Linked DNA regions of Mus musculus: region 2 is linked to region 1. Evidence: chromatin loops called from intact Hi-C (ENCODE). Cell type or tissue: left cerebral cortex. All regions are shown on one strand.

What was found. Peaks named below come from ENCODE experiments on the same cell type or tissue, not always from the same donor. Only the 100,000 strongest peaks of a DNase experiment are listed, where the experiment ranks them.
Region 2: a loop joins it to region 1, with 2.2 times the contacts of the local background. A loop is called at or near these places in 2 of 42 quality-filtered maps.

Annotation. Positions count from the first base shown.
Region 1 is chr16:91,642,854-91,650,853 of GRCm38, reverse strand. Gart (phosphoribosylglycinamide formyltransferase) reads left to right here and starts at 3,882. Exons shown (of 22, transcript NM_010256.2): 1 at 3,882-3,970; 2 at 7,708-7,897. The coding sequence starts at 7,753. It overlaps Son (Son DNA binding protein), which reads right to left and starts at 3,030. Exons shown (of 12, transcript NM_178880.4): 1 at 2,870-3,030. The coding sequence starts at 2,946. In left cerebral cortex, a CTCF peak has its summit at 4,702 (motif pointing left); DNase peaks (open chromatin) are centred at 2,560, 3,090, 3,832 and 4,426; H3K4me3 peaks cover 3,792 bases; H3K27ac peaks cover 2,515 bases.
Region 2 is chr16:91,041,133-91,049,132 of GRCm38, reverse strand. It overlaps Paxbp1 (PAX3 and PAX7 binding protein 1), which reads left to right and starts at 4,754. Exons shown (of 18, transcript NM_026110.2): 1 at 4,754-5,127; 2 at 6,452-6,580. The coding sequence starts at 4,779. In left cerebral cortex, CTCF peaks have their summits at 3,392 (motif pointing right) and 4,563 (motif pointing right); DNase peaks (open chromatin) are centred at 3,369, 4,559 and 5,258; H3K4me3 peaks cover 2,672 bases; H3K27ac peaks cover 2,095 bases.

The sequences.
Region 1 (8,000 bases):
AAACAAACAAACAAAAAAAAAAAACTTGTACTTAAAAGTCTGCTTACTAAACAACTTATGAAATTCAAGAATTTTACACAGAACAAGTGGCAATTCATTTATACTAATAGTAAAATGATCAATAGCTTGTCTTCAGATCACAGGGCCAGAGCATCACCATAGATAAAACAAGGTCATTCACATAAACATTTTTTACTATTTTTGGATAAACTTGCAAAAAATTTAAAATGCATTCAGTTTGAATTAGAATTTTGCTACCTGAATGCACATAAAACTGCTACCTGCTAACAGTTTTATTAAAGAAACAGAACACTTTAGTGAGGAATGATTGGTTTTCTAACACACAAACCTTGTTAGGCTAATAACATTTCTAAATACATACATACTAGTGCCACTTTCTTTTGTTTTATTTCCAAGACAAAGGCCTCACTATGTAGCCCTGGCAGTCTAAAACTCAAGAGATATGTGCCCACCTCTGCCCATCTGCTGGGACTAAAGGCCTGCACCACCATACCTGGCCTGCCACCTATTTTTAAAAACCATGAAATTTTAACAAGAGTCCACAACCAGGACTATTATTGTTTCTATAAATGGAGGAAAAAACTGTATGCAATAAATTGTGTGTTAGTCTCACCACCTATACTGATATATAAGCAAATAGGGGGAAAGTAGCTCACTCAAATGGCAAATTAAAAAAAAATGTTTTTATACTGATTATGCCATAAACCAGGCTGGTTTTTCTAATGCTCTCACTTACACTTTTTTTTTTTTTTTTTTTTAAGATAGGGTCTCTCTACTTTGTCTGGCCTAGAACTCACTACTGTAGACCAACTACCTCACAGGGATTGATTTTCTTGCCTCTGCCTTGTGAGCACTAGGATTAGAGGTTTGTTCCAGTCATCTAGGGCTGGGCAGGAGGACAATTCAGGCACTGTGAAGCAGAAGCAGAGGCAGGGAGAGCTTTCTTTAAAAAAAAAAAAGAAAGAAAGAAAGAAAGAAAGAAAGAAAGAAAGAAAGAAAGAAAAGAAAAGAAAAGAAAAGAAAAGTCAAATCAATCTATAAAAAATAATTTTCCTTAAAGCTACCAGAATGTTAATTACAATTACTAAAAAGCAGTTAGAATTTTAAACCATTTATCTGTCCAACAATAAATATCCTAAAAAGGAATTTATGTAGTTATGAAAAGTGTTCCAATAATTGAGACTTTGAAGGACAAACCTGCTCATAATCTATTATGTCTAAAATACAATACAAAATGACCACACTAAGAGAAAACACATTAAAAGGGCACGATGGCACAAGCCTTTTACAGAAGCAGAGGCGGGTGGATCTCTAAAGTTCAAGGCCAGCCTGGTCTTCAGAGCCACACAAAGAAACCCAGTCTCCAACCCCCACCCTACAAAAAAGTAAATACAACCAGTACAAGAGACTGCTTGAGTTTCAGAATGGTGGTAGCACTGGCCTTTAATCCCAGCAGAGGCAGGCAGATTCCTATTAGGGCAAGGCCGGCCTAATCTACACAGTGAATTCTAAGTCAGCCAGGACTACCTAGTGAGACCCTGACTCAAAAATCAAAGGTTTCCAGGTAAAATGATATTCCCTTAGTTTATGTTTCATCTCATTAAACAAACAAAAAAAAATACCCAATGTCTCAAAATGTTAAAAAGCAACACAGTGTATAAATATTTTTATTTAAAAAAAAAATTGTGACGCCACCATTGATTGAAAGATGACAACAGGGCAGCTTCAGCTACAAAGCTGTAAGCCATGACATTAGAGCCTGTCCACAAAAAAGAAAAAAAAAAAAAAGAAAGAAAACAAAAACAGCAACAAACAAAAACACCCTATCTTGAAAAAAAAACAATTTCTGCAATAAAATATGATTAACATTATTCTATCCACAGTCCCAGGTAATTTGGGCATATAATTTACAACTGCTTATCAGATGATTTTTCTAACTTATGTATTGCTCTGTTCTCAACTTAAACCATTCGTTAAAAAATAAAAGTAAAAAATATTTACCTCTGAATATTTCCTTAAGTTATAACATAACCCACACTATTTTCCTAAGTAAACAACTGAGGAGATCTCTTCAACATTAAATTCTGAGAACCAAGGCTAACCTCTGAAGTCTACTGGCAGTGACAAAAATCCGTCCGTTAAGTCGGGGTAGCAAGGAAAAATAACAAAAATAACACATACTCCACTTTCTACTCAATCAAATTACGCATCCAGCAGTTCCAAAGCCCCCTCCTATCATCCTCTCGAATATTTGATCTTGTATCTTACATCGAACTGAGATGTTTCAATTTACAACTGTGAAAAGAGTGCTAATCCGGTCTGAAGCACAGAGCAGTAACCGGGGCCCAAATCGTCTAATAAATAGACTGCGGTGGCCAAACGATCGCAAGCGTACAATAATAAAGAAGTTTTAAGGTTACCCAAGAAGCGGCCGTTAGAGACCCTTTCCGGCCATAGACACCGGCCGGCGAAATGCGCGGAGGCGGGGAGGGGGAGGGGAAAGGCGGCGGCGGAGGAGGAGCTGGGAAGGGAACTAGGCCCGTCCCTGGTGGACGCCGGGCCTCCGAGTAGCTGGAGGGTAGGGGGTGTCCAAACGAGGGAAAGGTGACCGTCTTAACTGGAAGAAAGAAACGGCGTGTGCGACACCGCGGAAGAGACGATCTTTCGCGAAAGGAACGAACGGGGAACTGGGGGGGTGGGGGGGGGGGCGGAAAATGGATCCCAGGCCCAGGCGGGGCCGTAGCGGGGCCTGAGCCGAGAAACGACGGCGTTCCGTGAAAGATGCCACGGGAGGCTAGATGAAGCCCTAACAGCCCGCGAGGAGCAGAAAAGTCTGGGAAGCGTTTACCTGGAAAGCTCCTGTTGTATTTCCCGGAATTTACTGACCACGAAAGACCTGAAAACCTGCTCGATGTCGGCCGCCATGGCGTCCGCTCCGTTCTCTCAACTACTCCTCGCTAGTCCTCCAGGCTCCCAGCATGCCTCGGGAGGAGGCGCAGCGGCCAATTCCTTTTATCCCTTTCCTGATTGGCTCGTGAGGGAGCGTCCGCACGGGCTCGCTCCACCCACGAGCCAATCAGCGAACACCGGCCCGCTCTCCTCCGCTGTTTCTGAGCCGCCGGGGTAGAGCTGCTGACGTTTGCGCCGCGCACGAACTCGGCCGCCATGTTAGTGGTTGACGCAGGCGCCATTACAGGAGAAGTCGCTCCCGAGGCGACCGCGACAGCTTCGGCTGTTGATCCCCTCAGCCTGCGGGGACTCCTAAGAGGCTTTCTATAGGGAGTAAATGCCTGAGATTAGAGGCCATGGAAAAAAAAAAAAGCTGGGGGACGAGAAAAGCCTCGGCTTGTCCGGCACGGAGCTCGAACGCGTTTGTTGCAAGCGCCAAGTTTACTTTGGTCAGGGAGACGTGCATGAGAAAGAAATCCCCGTCCCGCGTCCCCACTATGAGTTGGAAAGGAGCCATTCCCATTCTGCCTCGATGCTTGCTATAACCGGCCTCGCGTAGTTTTTAGCAAAGGCTGGAGCGTCTGAGCGACCTGCGTTCTAAACGCAGTGCGCTTGAGCTGCTCCGGAGTCCAGCCCTGGCCGCTCCGCCCTGGCGCTTGGTGAGCAGCCACAGTCAGGCAGCCTCGGCTCTGCCCCCAGTGTAGGAGGCTCTGGGGTAAACGCAGGGACCTTAAGTGACAGCCCCTGACGAGCATCATCAGCTCTAATCGTGGTGCCAGGGATTCTGAGCCCGGCTAGGCAGCGGGCTCCGACCGCACCCTAAGGCGGGAGGAACCCCCACGGGTCGCCTCGCGGGCGGGGACCTAGGCGGGCTGCGGCCAATGAGCAGCCGAGTCCATCGGAGGCGGGGCAGAGGCCGGGGCGCGCTGGATTCCCCGGGCCAACTTCCGGCGGGTGCGAGTGGCGGGTGCGAGCCGGAGCTGCGTGGCGGGGCTTGCAGGTGCGTGAATGCCTTAGTTCTTAAGATGATGCGTGGACTGCCTAAACGCTTTGACCCATGGGTTTAACCTCAGCGACCGGTGCTACTCTTGAAACGAAACTGGCGTGACTGGCGAAAAGCCCACGTGCTTTGCACGGCCTTGATGGAGGTCGGCCAGGTAGTTCTTTCCCAGCTTTCTAATTCTGAGGCCGGGTCCAGGTTTCTGTGCATCTCTGCCTTGTAAAGACAGACCCTGTACACCGATGGTTTTTTTATCCGCTCTAGTTTTATCACAGTAACTAACCATTTACCTGGACCACTTTCGTATTTGGTTTCTACTTTTTCAAAACAAATATTTGGAAGTGGTTTTAACCGATTCTTTTATTCTCTCCTTACCCTATTCTCTTGTTCTCGCTATAAATTGCCTGTTAGTTAACTGACACCCAAGAAGTTACAAAAGACTCTCCGAGTCTCCCGGCTAGTAAGGCCTTGACACCGGAGCCCAGGCACCCAGCCGCTGCTGGTGAAGAGACCAGTCCTGCTATTTCACAGATCCTGACTAGTAAAATGAAAATTGTCTTCTTGCACTGCTTTCTTATTCAAGTTAGATTTTTTAAAAAGTTTAATGGCTTCAGCTATTTCTCTAAGAAAATGACACAGAATTGAACTAAAGTCTATCTTATGTGTAGGAGCGTTGTCCCTTACATGTATGTTTGTGCCCACGTGCATACAATGAACGCCCCAAAGAAGCCGGAAGAAAGCATTCAGTCTCCAGACCCAGATTAGGATGTTTGTGAGCCACCTTGTGGGTGCTGGGAGACTAAACCCCAGCCCTCTGCAAGAGAACTAAGTGTTCTTAACCTTACCAGTCTGCTTGGGTTTTCCTTAAATATGTAATCCCAAAGTAAAGGATCAATTTAGAATTTACATATTTCAGTTTTCTTCTTTCCGTAACCATCTTCTACATAAGTAAATATCTTGATAATATCTTTGCTCCCCCCCCTCCTTTTATTGGTGCTAGAATTTGAACACAAGGCTTCTATTCTAAGCAATAGGTATCAATTAGGTATATGAAGTAACAACACATAGCAAATTAGTACTTCCTATTTCTGGGTACTTTGTAGTATACAATATTTTTTTTTAAAGAATTGTTTATTTTATGTATGTGAGTACACTGTAACTGTCTGAAGACACACCAGAAGAGGGCATTGGATCCCATTACACATGGTTGTGAGCCACCATGTGGTTGCTGGGGATTGAACTCAGGACCTCATCAGTGCTCTTAACCACTGAGCCATCTTTCCAGCCCCCCCCCCCCCACACACACACACCTTTTTTTCTTAAAGAATTGTTTCAGTTAATTCTTTTTTTTTTTTTTTTTTTTTTAAAGATTTATTTATTTATTATATGTAAGTACACTGTAGCTGTCTTCAGACGCACCAGAAGAGGGCATCAGATCTCATTACGGGTGGTTGTGAGCCACCATGTGGTTGCTGGGATTTGAACTCCTGACCTTTGGAAGAGCAGTCGGGTGCTCTTACCCACTGAGCCATCTCACCAGCCCCCAGTTAATTCTTAAGAACTAAACTTTTAACAAATGCTTGTATTCAAATGAGATGTTAGTATTTAATTGTGGTTTCTAATAGATTTCCAATCTAGAGACTCCCGTAAGATCTCAAATCATAAGCCTGCAAGCTGTAGACAATAGACAAATGATTCTGCCACTTGTTTTTGTGTGGATACCAAACAAAACTGGTGGGAGGAGCCAGATGTGGTGGCACATGCTTGTAATCTCAGCACTAGGGAAGCAGAGGCCAGAGGATCTCGCTGAAGCCCTGAGACCTGCTGTAGCAAGTTCTCAGTCAACCAGGGATACAGAGGGGAAAAAATATTGAAGGAAACTGGTTGAAGTTGCAGTGCCCAAAATATGCTTAGTTTGTTATGGCCCTCCTGTGCATAATGGCTTCCTGTTGCTTAGAGTGCTGACTAGGCAAGGACCTCTGCCCACTGTGGACATAAATCCTTCCTCTGGGTGATGTACACTCACTTATGTCCTGTCAACATCACAATACAAACTTCATAGTTTGGACAATGCACAGATGGCCCTCAAATATATTTATTTCCTGGCCCTTGACAGAGAAATTGTGTACTGTTAATGCCTGTTCTCTGTGCCACCTCAAGGTTTAAATTTGGGTATAATGACACATGCCTGCTATCCCAGCTACTTGAAGACTGGGGCAAGAATCTGGTGTGTTTTCTTTCTTTCTTCTTTTTTTTTTTTTTTTTTTTTGGCTTTGGAGACAGGGTTTCTCTGCAGTTCTTGCTGTCATAGAGATCACTCTCTAGTCTGTAGACTGGCCCCAAACTCAGAGATCCTCCTGCCTCTACCTCCTGAGTGCTGGGATTAAGGGAATGTGCCAACACACACCAGCACAAAAGAATCTCTTGAGCTCAGAAATTCAGGCCTAGGGTAAGCAAAGTAGCAGGACCCCATCTCCTGAACGAATAAGCAAATATCGAAATCCATTTTCTTGCTAAGGGTTAATAATTATCAGATCTTCCAAAAGAGGAGGGATGTTGGTAGATTATTTCTCAGATAAGGTGCTGTATTAGTATGCAGGTTTTTAATTGGTTTGTTGGGTTTGCTGTTATGATATTACAGGCTAGGTAAATTACAGGGAAAAGATGTTTGTGTAGGCTTATGGTTACGGAGGTGTGTGGTCTCTGTAAGTGGGTCCACCTCCTTAGCACATGCCCACTTTTCCTGAAATGATGGTCATAGCTTTCCAATTCTAACCTCCCGGGGCTTTTTACAGGGGGGGGGTCTGACTTTTTAGCTTATTATTTTATGAATATTTTTCCTGCATGTATGTGTCCCTTGTGCCCAAGGAAGACATCAAAGAAAGGTTCTCTGGATCTAGAGTTACAAACAGTTGTTAGCCACCATACAAATGTTAGGAACTGAACCCAGGTCCTCTGGAAGAGCAACCTGAGCCATCTCTCTAGCTCTTGTTTTTTGGTTTTTTGTTTTGTTTTGGGTTTGTTTGGGGGTTTTTGGTTGGTTGGTTGGTTGGTTGGGTTTTTTTGTTTGTTTGTTTGTTTGTTTTTGTTTTTTTGTGAGACAGGGTTTCTCTGTGTAGCCCTGGCTATCCTGGAACTCCCTCTGTAAACCAGGCTGGCCTCAAACTCAGAAATTGGCCTGCCTCTGCCTCCCAAGTGTCGGGATTAAAGGCGTGCGCCACCACGCCTGGCCTAAATCCCAATTTCTAAATAACGAATCTCTGGATGAAAATGTCACATGTATAAAAACAAATGATTATGTGAAAATCCTATTTATAAATTATGATTTTTACAGCCAGGTATGGTAGCAATCCTAACACTTGGATAGTGGCTAAAACAGGGGGTTTCCCATGAGTTTGAGTCTAGCCTGAGCAACATAGCAAGACTTTCTCATAACAAAAAGAATAGCTGGAGGCACAGCTCAGTGGTTAAGAGCACTGACTGTTCTTCTAGGGGTCTGGGGTTTGATTACCAGCAACTAGTGACTAACAACCACCTGTACTACAAGCCCAGTTCCGGTGGATCCAACAATCTCTTCTGGCCTCCATGAACACATAGCACAGCTGTGGTACACAGGCATACATGCAGGCAAAACACCAGCACACATAAAAAATTAACAAAATGAAACACCACCAAAAAAGAGAAATTGTTTTTCAAAATACATGTGATGTAAAATGTCGCCTATGGTTTACTTTCAGCAGGTGGTTGCATTTTGTTTCTGAATCCCTGCTTCGGAGACAGCCATGGCAGCCCGAGTTCTTGTCATCGGTAGCGGGGGAAGGGAACATACCCTGGCCTGGAAGCTCGCACAGTCTCCTCAGGTCAAGCAAGTGTTGGTTGCCCCAGGAAACGCAGGCACTGCGTGCGCTGGGAAGATCTCCAATGCTGGTAATTATGTTTCAAAATGGGGAGCGGTGGTTAATATTTGATAATAAAAGACGGCTCACATATGCTCTTTAGTAAGGTGTGTTTCTATTTAAGTTTGAATGCA
Region 2 (8,000 bases), 600 kb after region 1:
CAAACCAAAAGGAATAGAATATTAAGACTTCCATAGTTGGGCAGCACAGTAGAGCTGGCCCTACCCTTCTCCCCTCTCTCAACTCATGTTGGTAGTAGGTGAGCGGGCCTTGGGGGCATGAGCACAGGAGAAGCCAGCCATGCTTCTTGTCTGCAGCGCAGTGGCATGGGCAAGGGAGAGATGTCCTGGCAGGTGGGAGACCTGCCCCTGGGTCATGAGAGCAGGAGAGCTGGACCTGCCCCTCACTTGCCGTCGAGTGGGCCCTGTACCTTGACTGGGCGGCATGGCAGAGGTGGCCCTGAGGTTGTGGTGCAGGTGAGCCGGCCCTGAAGGCATGAGAGCTGACTTTGTAAACCCTTGCCAGCAGTGGCATGAGCTAACTGGGGCAGTGCTGGAAAGCTCACGCTGGTGGTATGGGTGTGGGACAGCTGGTGGCCTGACCAGCTCTGCCACCACCCAGGCCTAGCTCCAGGCCTTTGAGTTGTCCCGCCCCAACATCTACCCCATCTGTTAACTGCTGGAGCACGTGAAGGGGCTGCCCCAGCAGATCTAAACCTACAGGATCTCCAGGACACAGGGCAGCAACAGGAGGTCCAAAGGGGGGTTCCAGTGTTGATAGTGTAGCAGAAGCCAGAGGCCTCAAATCAGACCAATGACTCACTGCAGTCAACATTTGCAAGCAAAAACAAACAAACAAAGGTGTGGACAAAGGGTCTATATAGCGGGGCACACTGTGACACACTACAGAGGGCAGGTACGAGGGGTAGGGGAAAGGATGCGATTGTGGTGCACGCTGTGAAATCCACAAAGAACCAGTATAAGGTTAAAAAAATATTTCCAGCATTATGTAAAAAAAAAAAAAAAAAAGGGAAAACCTTGAGGGTCATCAGTTTCTAGAATATTAGACTCCACTTGCTGGATAAAAATAAAAGCGCACAGAGTGTGGCAGGGCTTTGCGTTCACTGCATCCGAATTTGCCAGCTCAGAGCATGGAAGCAATACAGTACCACACACCAGCATCACTACTGATACAAGTAAAGAATTTCCTCACCTTAATTCTAAGGAGAAATAAAGGCATAGTCTTAGAGGACTATTCTACCCAGCAATGAACATTCTGCTACGTTATAGGAACAGGCTGTCCCTGCCAGTCACATCTGACATTGACTCCTAGGTAGGAATATCCTTTCAGTGGTTTGAAGACTTACATTTGGTAAACACTGGTCTCCATTTCAGGATCTAAGGTTAAGTCAGCAAATCAAACCGACCTATTTTGTCATTATTTATGAGTCAATTAACCCATGTGACATTACAATTTGGTGGAGGAAAAAGCCCTAAATTAGTATTGTTGCTTGAAAATACCACTTAAGAAAGAACTGACTGTTTTAATCAGAACAGTTGACTTAACAGTCCTATAGAAACAACGGATGCTGTGATAATACAGCAACATTAAAAAACGAATCAGTCGATTGCACACTCAAAGCTTGGCAGTGCTTTCTCAAATAACTCCTTCCTGATGTGTGGTATACCAGCTGACACTCGAGTCAAGCAGCTGTCAGGGCTCCAGAATTTAAGTTCCACCGGGTCTGTAATATCTGGTTGAGGGAACTTTGGACTATTCAGGCAGCAAGATAATGCTTAGTGTTTAACTTTGCCCTTCTACTACCTGAACGGGTAGAATGGAAAACTTATAACCATCTTTCTTATCTTTAATATTTGAAATGACCAGGGTTCTCCCGCTATACACATCCAATGGGCAGTTTTACAATACGTCTTTTTAAAGCTTCAGAGTTCAATATACTTTATCTTTTTAATCTTTTCCCCCCCTCCTTGAGGTTCTGGGGACTTATGCAGCACCTTGCCTATGGCAGGCAGGTGTCCTCACCCTTTGCTGTCAGCATTTACTGCAAATATATCTCAGGGTGCAGGGCAGGTAAGTGTCTGGAGGTTGACCAAGCGCAATTTGAATCTTTTGTTATTGAAAATGGGAGTCCAGTTTCACCAAGCAGGCTACAGTCAGAACTCTAGCAGTGCTGAGCAGCCAGAATATAAGAAGCAGGAGTAACAGGAGAATAGAAGTCACATAATACTAACTTTTCCTAGTCACTGAGAAAATGGTTGGAGAGGCTGCTTTCAGCTGCACATCTGGGTCCTAGGAGGACAGGTCTCAAGTCTAACCAAAGAGAACTGGAAAAAAAAAAAACCCTACCTAATTATATGAAACGAAAACGTGGGATCTTCTACTTCAGTGTGGAATTTAAATCTCAGTGAAAATCTGAGGGCATGGTATAGGCTAAAAGATACAGTCATGTTTGTTGGTATAAGTACAAACTAAAAATTCTACACAGGGCAAGCTAGGATTTGCAAAACTAAAAGATGCTACCTGGGGCCTCAGCAATTCCATTCTAGCCTCAGAGATGTGACAAATTTTCAAAGCTCTTCAGGATAGTGTTGATTATTACAGTATAAGGAGGGAGATTTCCACTCTGGGGAGTTTCAATGATTGTGTAAAACAAATCGGCAGTCAGAGATTAATAGGAAGGAAGCTAGCACACAGATACACAAATGCATAAGTACAAGGCTCAGCGGTGGAGAGGAAACTTTAGGCACACATGTGACTACAGAACGGGAGTTGAGGCTCTGGGAGACTCGTGGTGACAGGGGGTGGGTGAGTAAAGTGGCCAACAGTACTGTGAATAATACACGCCTCTCCATACAGTACATCTCTTAGGTGACAGAGGCCAATGGGATCCACACCATTGGCCTCTCCTCTGGTGCTAATGTTCCCTAGTTGATGAGATTTCCAGGGTGGTGGGGGCAGCCATGCTTATACAATGGTGTTTCCTTTTGGGAATTCTATCTTCAGGCTGAATGGAGAACTTCAGAGGAGGCCTCTCTCTGCACTTGTTTTTAATGGAAAGGGGAAAGCAAGGCGATGTTAAACAGAGGGCTTACTTTTCCTTTAAAGTTCTCAACAAGCCCAGTGCACCATAGTTTGAGGTTTGGGGATTTTTTTTTTTTTAAAGACATGTTCTCCTTTATCTTAGGCAGGTCTCCAACCAGAGGGCTGGGATTACTTCAATTAACTAGATATTTTTAATGATTTTGTTGTATTGTTTATGTATATTTGCCCACATGCTTTGTACGTGAACTATGTGTGTGCTGCCACACAAGGAAGCCAGAGAGGGTTTTAGGATCTCCTGGAACTGCAGTTAGTCATAGTTGTAAGCTGCCATACTAGGTGCTGAAAACCAAATCTAGGTCCTCTGCAGGAGCGGCAAAGTGCTCCTAACTGCTGTGCTGTCCAGCACCTTTTTACAGATGATGTGTAAACACCATGCTTTTAGCCTGCATTCAGGACACGTCCTGCTGGGCACTACAGGCATGCTGAGACCAGAAGGGGGCGCCAGATTCCCAGGAACTGGAGTTTTGAGGAGCCCTGAGGGTGTGGGTACTGGGACTGCAGCCAGGGTCCTCTGGTTCGAAACTGCAATATTCACCTCTCCAATCCCGTTCTTTTGGCGGGTTTTGAAACATGTAAATAATTTCACAAACACTTCTACCCACGCATCCTGATATGCTCGAGAGAAAGAAAAGATTCAACTTTGGTTATGAACTGGGTAACCTGTGTGTTAGCTCAACCTCATGCAATCTTTTTGTTTGTTTGTTTGTTTGTTTCTCGAGACAGGGTTTCTCTGTATAGCTCTGGCTATCCTGGAACTCACTTTGTAGACCAGGCTGGCCTCGAACTCCCGAAATCCGCCTGCCTCTGCCTCCCGAGTGCTGGGATTAAAGGTGCGCGCCACCACCGCCCGGCTCATGCAATCTCTTTAAGGCCGCCAAGGTTCAGATTTGCCCTCTGTGATATAGTCTGAAAATAAGACAAATCTTCCTTCCGCTTGTTTCAGAAATTCACTATGCTTCGTAAAATAGTTAAAATAGTTGCTACCTAACTTGGCTTTCTTACCAAGCCACCCGAAAACACCTCGCTCTCCTGGGAATGGCTGCGGCAGCAGGGAGATGTATCATCTCTGGTTCTGTCTTCCCCAGACAGTGAGGGTTTCCCTACATAGCCTTGGCCATTCTGGAGTTCCTTATGTACATCAGGCCGGCACCGAACTCAGAGATCGCCTTGCCTCCACCTCCCCAGTGCTGCTGGGATTTAACGTGTGTGCTCCCACGCCTTTGAGAGTGTTTGCGTTGATAAAGCTGTAGAGATGGCAAGTATTAATGGAGTTTCTGATCTGTAGACGATATCTGCTAGCATCGCCTCGCGTTATTAAGAGGCATATTAACCATGGAGATGCACTTTCCCTTCCCAAGCTCAAGTCAACTGACTCGTCCCTCCGCTTCTCCCCGGCCTCCCGCCTCTGTTTACCCTGCAGGCACTGAGTGGGAGGGAGGCTGCCACACGTAACGGCTCCGTATAAGCGCGGAAGACGCATTGCAGCAACACGCTCCGAGACGACAGACTACACTCGCTCCTCTCATCTCGATGATCCTCTTTGTGACCTTTGGAACAACACTGGAGTCGGAGGGTACCATGCCAACAGTCCCCCGCGCCGCTAGAGGGCAGTGCAAAGAGACTCCGCCCAAGTAGTGGGGCGCGAGGAGAGCCCAGGCGCATGCGCAATCGAGGCGGCGCGATAGCTAGCCAGAGCCGCGACGACCCGGCTGGTGGGGGGGAACTCTTGCGACTGCGCGTGCGTGGCGGTGGTCTCCGCGCTCCCTCGTCCTCTCAGTCAGCGAGCGGCTGTGAGAGCGCGGTGACGGCGGCTGGGATGTTCCGAAAGGCCCGGCGGGTGAACGTGCGCAAGCGGAACGACTCGGAGGAGGAGGAGCGGGAGCGCGATGAGGAGCAGGAGCCGCCACCGTTGCTGCCCCCGCCGGCCTCGGGAGAAGAGCCCGGCCCTGGCGGCGGCGACCGGGCCCCCGCGGGGGAGTCGCTCCTGGGCCCGGGGCCGCTGCCGCCGCCGCCCTCCGCGCACCACCCGGGCCTCGGCGCTGAGGCCGGGGGCGGCATCTCCGGCGGCGCGGAGCCCGGCAATGGGCTGAAGCCGCGCAAGAGGCCTCGCGAGAACAAAGAGGTGCCCAGGGCCAGCCTGCTCAGCTTCCAAGACGAGGAGGAAGGTAAGCCCCGGCCCGGCCCACGCGGACCCCAAGCCCGTGCTCGCCCGGGCGCCGCGCCCCTTTCCCCACCTCCGGCCTCCGGATCTGCCTGGGGTTGTGTTCCCGCGCTGCCACCAGCCAAGTCTACGGCCTGTGCAGTCCCTCCTCCGGCTGTCAGAGCCCTGATCAGCCATCCTGAGTGGAGGAGAAGGCTCGATGCTCCGTGGACCCGTTTCCTACCTTGCGAGTTGCAGGCAGCCTGAGTCTCTTGGTTAACTGCCTGCTCTTAGTCGTCTGCAGGCCTCTGTACCTGCGGCTTGTTGGCGTCTCGGTTTAGGCCTCCTTGATTAAGAAGGCCGGATTGTTAAAGAGGAGGACCGAAACCAGGGCTGGGAACAATTCTGGGGCTGCAGCCCTGGCTCCCGGTGACCTTGATCCAATCGCTCCCTTGCTGTTGTCCAGTCTCGGTTTCTCTGTAGAAGTAAATGGGAGGAGCAGATGTCCGCTGTGGCATTGGCTCTTGAAGCAGAAGAGGGACCAGGCTGCAGGGGATTTCGATTTTACTTGTACCTCAACATCATGTTAGGAAAAATTGGATGATTTTCGAAGGTCTTGCGTCATGCTTTCGTGATTCTAGAAAGATGGGTGAATTATCTTTGACCTCTCTGGAATTTTGTTTGAAGGAGATACAGACCAGGTTTTGCATTGTTTGAAATGTCTTGTTCTTGACTTGGATTTTCAAATTAAAGATGAGGGCTAAGTCACTCGAAACTTAGTTTTGCAAAATGATTTACTCTAGGCATAATTTTGAAATAACTGTTATTGTGACCAGAGTTATTCAGACTTGGCAGAATAACTTTGGGGTGTATTGTTTTAGGTTTCTTGACTTAATGTTTTAAGGAAGCATTCTAAATACTTTTTTATCCTGAGATGGGTGAAATATGCCAAAATTTAACAATTTTGAAGTTCCTTGGGTTACTCACTAAAATTTTCATTTAGTTTCTGGAATTGATACTATTTTTTGTTTGTTTTAATTATGTTTTGTTGAAACAGAGCCTCTATACTATAGCCCTGGCTGATCTGGAACTCACTCTGTAGTCTAGGCTGAACTCAAATTCAGAGAGCTGCCTGCCTTTGGCTGCCCAGCTCTGGGATCCCAGGCATTTGCTGCCAAGCCTGGCAATACCCATTTTTGAGTCTGCAATAGATTGCAATAAACTTCAGATTTTGTAATGACTTGTGTGTGTGAAAATATGCTGGCAGAATGAAAACAGCACAAAGGCACGAGGAAGGGAGAGCACTTTCTGAGTTGGTGTCTTACAGACTTCATTCTGTTTCTCTTAAGAAAATGAAGAAGTGTTCAAAGTAAAGAAATCAAGTTACAGCAAAAAGATAGTTAAATTGCTTAAGAAAGAATATAAAGAAGACCTTGAAAAATCAAAGATCAAGACAGAACTCAACACAGCAGCTGACAGTAAGTATCAGATAATTCTTTCAAGTGAGAGAAGATAGCAGTTCCTTCCCACAGGGCTTTGCAGTATATATTGTGAACTCTTTCTACTAACCAATGTCCACATTAAGTTTGCAATACTGTTCTATAATTTTTCTCACACATTAAAAAAAAAAGATGGATTGTTGCTTCTGAATTCTTGCTAATATAGAGACTGTTGTATGGAAAAGGAAGAGAGATTTCCTGTTTGAGCCATAAAGACAGATTATTCTATTTAAAATTTTTATACTGCTGTTTCACAGAGACAGACTTGAGTTCCTCTGGTAGTATTTCCATATTGAAAATAGCTCTTACAGAACGCGTAAGAAGTTGATGTTGGTAATACCAGTACTCAGCAGCCTTATTTGATACTAAGAGGCCAGGGACATTGTCCTCTCAAAACTCAAGTTTAAAACTTTCCCTCTACTTTTTCTGGAGGCAAACATTCTATCAATAAACCAGTCCCAAAGTTTAAAGTGTTTCAAGCAGTTACTTTACATGGTTGTTGTTTGCATTCATTATAACTGGTTACTCTCATACAGATGTTTCAGAGAGATCTTTATTCCAAAGGCTTAAAGAGAGTATTTCCCAGGTTCTCAGCTACAGGCATGGCTTGAATAAGAATACTGTTATATCTCAAGTTTACAGTGTAGCAATGGAGAGTGTTACATAAATATTCAACAGAAGTGTTAGCAGACAGTCTGGCCTGTAGGTCAAAGGTTAACTACACATTTTTAGAAAAAAGGGGACAGCTTTGTAGAAAAGTAGGATGTGAAGCTAGATCATAGATTGGAATTCCCAAAACAGGAGAAAGTGTGGGAATACCACCAAGGAGCAAGTACATTTGACTAGCTCTTTGTGAAGTGAGTAGTTCAGTGTTTGAATGTAAAAGACAAGTTGTTGACGGGTTGTGAATGAAATGCAGTAAGGGTTAGAGCTGGAGACAGGACATGGTAAATAGCCTTTGAAACTGTAACCTGCTGTTAACAGGTGTCCTGAGTTGCTACAAGCAGAGGTTGGAGTCCTAAAACAGTTGAAACTTAGTGGCCAACTTTGAACCTAGTGCCTTAGAAAGTTGATTAAGATTGACATTTTTCCTGGGAAATTGTGGGTGGGTTAAAAGTGATTGCTGTTGCCAGGCAGTGCTGCCAGAAGGCCTTTAACTCCAGCACTCAGGAGGCAGAGGCAGGTGGATCTCGTGAGTTTGAGGCCAACCTAGTCTAAAGAGCAAGTTCCAGGACAGCCAGGGCTACCCAGAGAAACACTTTCAGGAGGGGCGGTTTGCAGAAACTGGCTTTTTGAGAATCATTCCTAGGAAAAATTGATGCACTTCATGTATGCTGTTAGAAGCAGCAGCCAAATTGAAACTTTGTGCCAGGGTAAATGAGAACTGTGCATTGTTGTG